Linked DNA regions of Homo sapiens: region 2 is linked to region 1. A link is a loop called in an ENCODE intact Hi-C map of the cell type or tissue named here. Cell type or tissue: gastrocnemius medialis. All regions are shown on one strand. Links, peaks and the distances in the headings refer to the core of each region. The heading gives the core; the rest is flanking DNA.

The links. A loop is a pair of places that touch in the nucleus more often than their neighbours do. Peaks named below come from ENCODE experiments on the same cell type or tissue, not always from the same donor. Only the 100,000 strongest peaks of a DNase experiment are listed, where the experiment ranks them.
Region 2: it touches region 1 in a loop (12-fold over the local background); 1 of 110 quality-filtered maps calls a loop at or near these places.

What each region holds. Positions count from the first base shown.
Region 1 is chr6:15,107,434-15,112,819 of GRCh38, reverse strand. No RefSeq gene overlaps it. Among named protein-coding and RNA genes, the nearest start is that of JARID2-DT, 140 kb to the left of the region's middle. In gastrocnemius medialis, for the core only: no CTCF peak of the experiment used is centred there; a DNase peak (open chromatin) is centred at 3,239.
Region 2 is chr6:14,988,379-14,993,764 of GRCh38, reverse strand. The region is part of intron 2 of LOC105374945 (a long non-coding RNA gene); the gene reads left to right. Among named protein-coding and RNA genes, the nearest start is that of JARID2-DT, 250 kb to the left of the region's middle. In gastrocnemius medialis, for the core only: no CTCF peak of the experiment used is centred there; no DNase peak of the experiment used is centred there.

The DNA.
Region 1 (5,386 bases), core at 192-5,191:
CGCTCTGTCACTTAGGCTGGAATGCAGTGGTGCAGTCTCGGCTCACTGCAACCTCTGCCTCCAAAATTCAAGCAATTCTCCTGCCTCAGCCTCCCAAGTAGCTGAGATTACAGGTGTGCGCCATCACGCCCAGCTAATTTTTTTTTTTTTTTTTTGTATTTTTGTATTTTTAGTAGAGACAGGGTTTCACTACGTTGGTCAGGCTGGTCTCGAACTCCCCACCTCAAATGATCTGCCCGCCTCGGCCTGCCAAAGTGCTGGGATTACAAGTGTAAGTCACCACGCCCAGGCTGTTTATAATTATTCTTAATGTGGCCACTAAAACAATTTTTAAAATTACAGTAAAATATATATAATATAAAGTTTGCCATTTTAGTCTGGGTGCGGTGGCTCACGCCTGTAATCCCAGCACTTTGGGAGGCTGAGGCAGGGTGGATTACCTGAGGTCAGGAGTTCAAGACCAGCCTGGCCAACATGGTGAGACCCCTGCCTCTACTAACAATACAAAAAAATTAGTTGGGCATGGTGGCGCACATCTGTAATCCCAGCTACTGTGGAGGCTGAGGCATGAGTATCACTTGAACCTGGGAGGCAGTATTACTTTGGGCTAAGGTTCTTTGATTTCTGGAAATGTTTCATAGCCCACGGTGGTCACAATTAAATGTGGTCAGAACTACATGGGGAGCCCAATATTATTCTAATTGCTGTGTGAATGAGGGCTGAAATCACAGCCCAGCCTGACAAATCCTCTTTGGTTTCAGGGACTTTAACAAATCTTTATAGATAAATGTGCGTGGCTCGCTCTCTCTCTCTTTTTTTTTTTTTTGGAGAGATGAAGATCTAGCTATGTGCCCAGGCTGGTCTCGAACTCCTGGCCTCAAGAGATCTGCCTGCCTCAGCCTCCCAAAGTGTTGAGATTATAGATATGAGCCACTATGGCTGGCCCTGGCCCAATAACATTTGCCCTTCCTTCCTTCCTTCCTTCCTTCCTTCCTTCCTTCCTTCCTTCCTTCCTTCCTTCCTTCCTCTCTCTCTCTCTCTGTCTGTCTCTCTCTCTCTTTCTTTCTGTCTGTCTTTCTTTCCTTTTTGAGACAGGGGCCTAGCTCTGTCACCAGGTGGTGTGATCATATCTCACTGTAGCCTCAACCTCATGGGCTGAAGCAATCCTCCCACCTCAGCTTCTTGAGTAGCTGGGACTACAGGTGCATGCTCTGCACTCAGCTAATTTTTGTATTTTTAGTAGACATGGGGTTTCATCATGTTGCCCAGGCTGGTCTCGAACTAATAATCTCAGGTGATCTGCCTGCCTTGACCTTCCAAGTGCTGGGATTATAGACATGAACCACTGAGCCCAAAAACATTTCTAATATGAAGAAGTAGAGTCTAACCTAAATACACCTGTCTTTCACTATGAAAATATTGCTCATTTCTTTTTTTTGAACTCTTCAAACATTTTTGCTTGCCCAGTTGGGAATTCTCAGTATATGTATATTTACTAGTTTTACTCTCAAATTGCATAACACATTAGTAAAATTAATGTAATTTTTTTTTTACAGAATATAATAGAATACAGTAAATAAAATAGAGGTCTAACTCTGCCCTTTCTGGGTCTCAATGGGTCATCTTGCACACAGTCTGGGGTTTAAGAACCCTACTTTGGAAACTATTGCATCATGCTTCTTCCATTGGAAAGATGCAAAATCCCAAGAATGGAATTTGTTCTTCTCTTATTAGTGGTAGGGCAGAATTATTATTACAGTCAAAACTGTCCATCTACTTACACCAAAACCTACAACAAAGTTTTGGCAATACTGTAATATTGTATGAGAATGATCCACAGCTGGGTTTTTCTTCCCAGATGAGCAGGACACTGGCACAGGGACAAGATGTTGACGACATAGACTGTTTTCATTGTGTTTTTCTGTGTAAACTCATTTACTGTCATTAGTAATCATCACTGTATGAGAACTTCCAGGCTGGCAATGTTACAAACAGTAAGGCACAGAAGACTTTCTCTCAGGCTCTGTTTGATGGAAAACACACAAACCATGGGCCAAAATGGCAGGATCTGCTGGGCACAGTGGCTCAATCCTGTAATCCCAGCACTTTGGAAGGTTGGGTTGGGCGGATCACTTGAGGTTAGGAGTTTGAGACCAGCCTGACCAACATGGTGAAACCCCGTCTCTACTAAAAATACAAAAATTAGCCAGGCATGGTGGCAGGTGTCTGTAATCCCAGCTACTCAGGAAGGTGAGACATGAGAATCACTTGAACCCAGGAGGCGGAGGTTGCAGTGAGCCAAGATCACGCCATTGCACTCCGGCCTGGACAACAGAGCAACACTCCATCTCAAAAAACAAAAAAAGGCTGGGTGTGATGGCTCATGTCTGTATTCTCAGCTCTTTGGGAGGGTGAGGTGGGTGGATCACTTGGTCAGGAGATTGAGACCATCCTGCCTAACATGGTGAAACCCTGCCTCTACTAAAAATACAAAAAAAAATTAGCCAGGCGTAGTGGCAGAAGCCTGTAGTCCCAGCTACTCAGGAGACTGAGGCAGGAGAATGGCGTGAAACTAGGAGGTGGAGCTTGCAGTGAGCTGAGATCGCGCCACTGCACTCCAGCCTGGGAGACAGAGCGAGACTCCATCTCAAAACAAAAACAAAACAAAACAAAAAACCAAAATGGCAGGATCGAGGTATATGTGAGTTACTAGCAAGACACTGAATACATAATTCCCACACAGAAGAAGATATTGAAACCTTTGTGTATTATGCCTGACATTAATTATTTGTGCTTTAAAAATATGTGTGTGTGTATATATGTATACATATACGTATACATGAATACGTACACGTATACATGAATACGTACACGTATACATGAATACGTACACGTATACATGAATATCTATACCTATACGTATACATGTATATCTATACCTATACGTATACATGTATATCTATACCTATACGTATACATGTATACACATACATATATGTGTATACACATATATGTACATGTGTATATATACACACACATATTTGTGTATACATACATATACACATGTGTATACATATATATGTATATGTGTATATGTATATACACACACATATTTTTACATACATATATATATGACTTTCCTAGGAATGTTAGATTTCGGAAGTTTCTAGATGCAGCCCTCAGCAGGCAGACCTCCCCAGACCAGGACAGGATGTGCTTAGATGGCGAGTTACACAACTGGAAGTGGCCTCTCTCTGCTGCTCCCTGTGTGTTGCAAGGATTAGTTTAATTAGAGCCTGTGCTTGTACAGCACTTTGACATTCTCAGACAAAAAGTGCTAGATGAGCACAAAATTTTATAACTGTAATGGAATCCAAGCAAATAGCATTGTAATAAATGGGTCTTGCTGCTGATACTGCATTTAAGAGTCCCCTCTTTATAATTGCATGTTTACTCTATGTGATGAACTGAGGTGATTAATAACAATGATAATAATTACTCCTACAGCATTTTATGCTTTCAAAGGGCTTTACAACTTGTTTATTATTAATCTTTAATCTTCCCAGTTGCTGCTCTGCTAAGTCAGTGTTGTTTTTGTTTTTAAAATTTTCATAGAAATGGAGAAATCAGAGGACTAGAGAGCGGGGCTGAGGTTTTGAAGTTCCCACGGCAAGTCAATGTGAGGAGCTGCTGGATTTTGATTTGGAAAGGAGAGATGTTGAATGAGCTGGAAGAGAGGGTGAGGCAGGTCGGGGAGAAGACAGGTGGAGCTCACCGTGGTAACCTTGCAGGGTTCGGTGGCAGATTGCTATGATCTGGGTGTGAGGAACCAAAGCAAGGGTGCTTGGCGAGTCTAAAGCAAAGGCAACTTGATGCAGAATGCGTAGGTGGAGGTTCCCACCTCAACACCCGCTCTGCTTAGGCCGGGTGCTCCAGTGGCATTTGTGCTATCGCCTGCGTTCATTCAGCTGGTACTTAACACCTGGTCAAGGTTGATCAAGGGGAGTAGGGCTTTGTGTCACAGCTAATTGGGTGCTATAAGGAAAAGACCCCCAAACTGTAGTGTAAGCAACTGGCATTGCATAATCAGCTGCTTCGAATACCCACTGGGGGATTAGACTGCGATAAGCAAGTGCTGTAGGTATCTGCGAGACAAGCAGTGTGTCAATTACACTGTGGATGGCCAGATTTATGTGCTTTTTGGCAGTGCTGCTGAACTATTAATCATATCTCATGAACAGGCCCCATGTAAACCAATAGCAAATGGCACATCTTAAGGAGCATCCCAGCAAAAAATGTCCCATTTCCCTTATATCTTCTGCTGATGTCTAAGGTACTGAAAATGAGAATGAATACACAGAGCCATCAAGCAATAATCAAGAGCCAAGCTACCCTTCCCCCCTTCCTTCCTTCCTTCCTTCCTTCCTTCCTTCCTTCCCTCCTTCCCTCCTTCCTTTCTCACTTCCTTTCTTTTGAAAAATAAAAACCTAATCATGTTTTCTGAGCCAGCGAGACCGGATTTCCAATCAGCATCTGGAAATGGCATATTTCACATAAAAACACACCCGTTAAACATTTTCTTTTAATGACAAAGTGAGGATTTCATGACTTTCCTCTACTTTTATTTCATGGTGGTTTAGATGGGCCATCCATATAGATTTCTTATTCCTTGCTAAGTTACATATCTCCTGAAGTGCGATACATCTACTGTCATAATTAAATGTCGTCAAGCTGATGTGTATGAGTGTTTTGAGCGTTATCACTAATTGCTGTGTTAGCATGAATTAGACAGTAAAGTAATTAGAGGCCCAAATGCAGCTGTGTCCTATGTGGTGCAGTTTCTGGGTTGGGCTGTGTGTTTGTGTCTGTGTGAGTGAGGGTGCGGTTGTGTGAACCAGCTCTGTACTCTTCCCCTTATACCTGGATTATCTCAAGGTGCTTGCTAGTCTCTCTTGTTTGTGCGGAAGTCTCTGAAATGATGTCCGGAATGGAAGCCATTGTCTGCAAGAGAGAGTCCAGGTTTCTTTAAATAAGCAATTTTCTGTAATCAGTCAGCAGGGAAAGCTTCACTCTCCAGACTAGCATTAATGGAAGACAGGTTTTAGAGTTTAGAAAAAGCATGTTTATCTTCAAGACAGATTAGTTGGGGTTGGGGTATATAAGTGTGTGGTGAGAGGGGCTGGGAGTTTTGTAAAGAAAATGGGAAGACATTTGTTTTTGTTTTTAGCCCAAGATCTTTTCTAATCTTCCCACATTTGTCAAACCCATAAGGACTCGTTCTGCTGATCGTGTGATGACTGGTCTGGACTTTTCCTCCACCTCCTCTCCCCAGTTCCCCACCCCAACTCCTCCCTGCTTTAGTACTAAACAGGAGTCAGAGGAGAGG
Region 2 (5,386 bases), core at 248-5,247, 120 kb after region 1:
AATACAAAATTTACCCTCTTCGGCCAGGCACGGTGGCTCACACCTGTAATCCCAGCACTTTAGGAGGCCGAGGCAGGTGGATCACATGAGGTCGGGAGTTGGAGACCAGCCTGACCAACACGGAAAACCCCATCTCTACTAAAAATACAAAATTAGCTGGGTGTGGTGGTGCATGCCTATAGTCCCAGCTACTCGGGAGGCTGAGACAGGAGAATTGCTTGAACCTGAGAGGCAGAGGTTGCGGAGAGCGAAGATCACACCATTGCACTCTAGCCTGGGCTACAACAGTGAAACTCCGTCTCAAAAAAAAAAAAAAATTTATCCTCTTCACCATTTTTAAGTTCACTAGTGCTAATTATGCTCACATTGTTGTGTAATAGGCCTCTAGAACTTTTTTATCCTGCAAAACTGGAACTCTGTATCCATTGAACAACTCTCCATTCCCTCTCCCGCTACCCTGACCACCATCCTACTTTCTGTTTCCATAATTTGACTACTCCAGGGACCTCATGTAAGTGGAGTCATGCAGTATTTGTGTTTTTCTTCTGGATTATTTCACCTAGGACAATGTCCTCAACATTCATCCATGTTGTAGCATAGGACAGGATTTCCTTCTTTTTAAGGCTGAATAATATTCCATGGTATGTATAGACCACATCTGCTTTATCTGTTCATCCACGGATGGACATTTGGGCTACTTCCACCTCTTGGCTATTGTGAATAGTGCTGTTGTGAACATGCGTGTGCAAATATGTCTTCAAGATCCTGCTTCAATTGCTGGATCATATGATGATTCTATTTATTTATTTATTTATTTATTTATTTATTTATTTATTTATTAGAGATGGAGGCTTGCTAATGTTGCCCAGGCTGGTCTTGAACCCCTGGCTTCAAGCTGTCCTTCCACCTCAGCCTCTGAAGTAGCTAGGACTATACATATGTACCATCATGCTTGGTTAATTTATAAATTTTTTTTTTTTTTTTTGAGACAGGGTCTTAATCTGTCACCCAGGCTAGAGTGCAGTGATGCAATCGTGGTTCACTATACCCTTGACCTCTTTTCTTGGTAAATTACCCAGTCTCAGGTAGTTCTTTGTAGCAACATGAGAATGGGCTAATATAGGGGCACAGAATTCAATCTGTAATGGTACATGTCAGGCACTACACTAGAAGTTAGACATCGTCACTCATTTACTCCTGACAGTGACCTATGAGATCAGCAGTTATTATCTCAGTTACATAGATGAAGACTTGGAGTTTTAGAAGACCTCAGTGACTTGCTAGGGTTTCCCACTGCGGATAGCACCCTCCAGCCACTTGCCTTTGCACACAACTAGGCACTGTGACACTTAGAGAGGAAGCTTTGCTTCTGGGGCTGTCTAGTACATTGGTGTTTTAGAGATGTTTTTTCTTATGCTTCTGTTTGATTCAAAGATTTTCCAGATGGTCAGTTTACCTGGCCGCAAAAGGAAGTTTCCCTTAGACTGGAGCAGGCCTGTCTGGTCAGATTTTGTCCCATTCTTCCTGGACATGAATACAATGTCTAGGAAGACAATTTCCAGGGAGAAATTCTAGGTCTTTCTATATTGCTCTTCCTAAGCCCAAAACTCCTTTTAAGGAGTACAGAAAGATCTAGAATCCAGGACTTAGAGGAAAACCAGAGAAGATTTCAAATGTACATGGGTAGTGATTTCCTGGTTGCACAGATGTTATACATAGCCATACATAAGACCTGAGATGAATACATGGATTATTGTCCTTCATGGAGCAGAGTCTGTTTCTATCTCTGGCCTTTCCTAATTCTTGCTTTCTTTAGACTGATCATATTGGAGAAACTGAGGCAATTCCATGTTACTCTCCACCCTTGCCCTAAAATTGCTCTCAAGAAAACAAATGCCAGTGAAACCCAACTATACACGTCTAACTCTTCTCAGGAATCTTTATCTCTTAGCAGAAGGCAAAGACAAAGGAATTAAACTGGATCAATTCTTTCCTTTTGTGGGGTCTCTGGAGCTCCTCTTTGCTCCTGGGGCAGTCTTCAAGGTCCTCTCTACAGAATCCTTAGGGCTTTAGGCCGCCCAGTTACAAACCACTGGCCCAGGTCACCTTTCAATTTTCTTGAGTGAAGAAAGATCTCTAAGACACATGAAGAGAATAAACTGAGGGACAGAATAGCACGTGTGGTCTAGATTTCGTTTCTCCATTATTTATGCATACGCAAAAGAGAAAGAGCTAGCACAACCCACAATACCTGTGATAAGCATCTAGAAAGGCAGAGGGATTAGAGTGGGAAAATCAAGAGGACTTTCAATCCCAAGTTGTTTGAAAGATTTTTGCAGAGCTGGGTGCCGTGGCTCATGCCTGTAATCTTAGTACTTTGGGAGACTGAGGTGGGAAGATCACTTGAGCCCAGAAGTTTGAGGCGGCAGTAACTGAGGATCATGCCGCTGCACTCCAGCCTGGGCGACAGAGAGAGGCCTTGTCTTTTTTTTTAAAGAAAATAATAATAATAATTGTGCATGTGTGTGTGTTCATGCACTTAGATGTTACTTGTGTAATTAGAAAGAAATTTCGGGCTGGGCGTGGTGGCTCATACCTGTAATCTCAGCACTTGAGCCCAGGAGTTCAAGACCAGCCTGGCCAACATGGTGAAATCCCGTCTCTACTAAAAATACAAAAATTAGCCAGGTGTGGTGGTGCACACCTATAATTCCAGCTACTTGGGAGGCTGAGGCACGAGAATCACTTGAATCCAGGGGGTGGAGGTTGCAGTGAGCCGAGATCACGCCACTGCACCCAAACCTGGGCAACAGAGTAAGACTGTCTCAAAAAAAAAAAAAAAAAAAAAAGGAAATTAAAATAATGAATTAAAACCCCTATATAAGGCTATATGTCTGTAATGAATTTCAGTTGTCAGCTCACGACATATTAACAGAGTATTTTTGTTTGGATCAAATAATAATTTTTTTTCTTTTTTATACATAGCCACACTCAGGTGTGGTATACCTTCAGTAGCTTTGAGATATTTGATCCATATATTTGTGATTTATTTATAGGTAATGACATGGTGTGATTCTTCAAAGGATAAACTGATACAAGACTAAAGGTGCCTTTGACAAAAAGCCCCTGTGCCTCTTTCTTCCTCTTAATCAATAAAAAGTCACTTTTGACCAAAGGCAGAACCTGACCCAAGGATGTTTGAGGAGCCTTTCTAATAGAAGGCATTCTTCTCACATTGAGAGAAGGTGTTTTATTTTTTCTCTTGCCTAACTGGGCAGGCTCCCAGAGTGAGGGTTTCGCTTAAGCCCAAAAGGAAACCAAGTGGACTATTTTTTTTTTTAAAGAAGGGTTTATAGCTGCCATAGCTTTCACCACCAGCTGCCTAACACAAGGTTTCTGTTTTGAAGAAGGGATGGAGGTGTGCAGGGCAAATTATCCCACTCACTCTTGGTTCCCTGCCTCTTGATATAGTGTAGTAACAGTTAAGACCTGCAGTGATTAAGATTTGTTGTGATTCCAATAATATCATGCCTCTGCCAAGCTAGGACTGATTTTCCAAGTTGTGGTCATCTTTCTTTGTGCATTTATTAAACTGCATATATATATATATATATATATATATATATATATAAAATTGCAGCAAAACCGTGACAAGACACAGAAGTCATATCTGCAAACTAGCAGAGATAGGGCAGGGAAGGAGGACTGCCTTGAGGACTCAAGAAAGTGTTCATTCATCCATTCACCTAGTAGTTCATTGAGTTTCTTTTTTCTTTCTTTTTTTTTTTTTGAGACAAGTCTTGCTCTGTTGCCCAGGCTGGAGTACAGTGGTGTGATCTTGTCTCACTGCAACCTCTACTCCCAGGTTCAAGTGATTCTCCTACCTCAGCCTGCCAAGTAGCTGGGATTACAGGTGCGCACCACCACGCCTGGCTAATTTTTGTATTTTTAGTAGAGATGGGGTTTCACTGTGTTGGCCAGGCTGGTCTTGAACTCCTGACCTCAGGTGATCCACCCACCTTGGCATCCCAAAGTGCTGGGATTACAGGTGTGAGCCACCGCGCCCGGGTCCATTGAGTTTCTATGTGCCAGCTATAGTAATAATTAGTGGGGATGAATAAGTGATTGAGACACGATTCATAAGCTCAACATAAAAAGAGTCCACATTCTAAATAGGCTGATATTTTTGAAGAATCGCAGACCACAGATTTTAGAGTCAAAAGAAAATGTAAAGATACTTCCCATCCACGTCTTAGTAACTGGGCTTGTTTCAATTAGCAAAACTGAACACATCTACCTAGATAGTGGGAATATGTTGATCTATATCTGTTAGAAATTGATGTATCCGTATGTATAGCTTGATAAATTATAAATTACCATTTTAAAAATTCTTGTGTCTTTTTTCTTTTTTCCTTTTTTTTTGAGAGAGTCTTGCTCTTGTTGCCCAGGTTAGAGTGTAATGGCACGATCTCAGCTCACTGCAACCTCCGCCTCCCAGGCTCAAGCGATTCTCCTGCCTTAGTCTCCAGAGTAGGTGGGAATACAGGCGCCTGCCACCACATCCAGCTAATTTTTGTATTTTTAGTAGAGATGGGGTTTCATCACGTTGGCCAGGCTGGTCTCGAACTCCTGACCTCAGGTGATCCACCTGCCTCGGCCTCCCAAAGTGCTGGGATTACAGGCGTAAGCCACCGCACCCAGCCTTTTTTTCTGTTTTTAAAGGCATGTGAATTTGCTTTTTCTCATCCAGTTAATTGTTGACAAGGGAACATTCATTTATTTGAGTATGTAGAGAACAGCAAGAAAAAATGTGTGGGGCTTTGGGACTGTCTTCTCACCTAAAAGGCCCTGGGCCAGCTCTAAAGATCATTCTTGGGACACTTGGGGAAACTTCATTATGGGCTGTGTAGTAGTGCTAAGTTTGTGCTAAGCTTCCCAACATGGTCCCTGTGCTGTGGTTATGCAGGAGGACCTCCTTGTTCCTGGAAGTGCCGATGTTTTTGGGAGTGAAGTGTCATGATGTCTGTTAGAAACTCTTCAATGACCCAGCTGAAAATAAACACTTAAAATAAACAGAAATAATTAAAATTATATGTATACATAGTCATGTGCTGCGTAACAATGTTTTGATCAACTATAGACCCCATATACAATGGTGGTCCCACAGGATTATAATGGAGCTGAAAAGTTCCTCTTACCTAATGATGTGGTAGCTCTGGTAATGTCCCAGTGTAATGCATTATCTTTCTATGTTTAGATACACAAATACTTACCACTGTGTTCCAGTTGCCTACAGTATTCTGTACAGTAATATGCTGTGCAGGTGTGTAGCCTGGGAGCAATAGGCTGCACCATCCAGCCTAGGTGTTCAGTAGGCTATGCCATC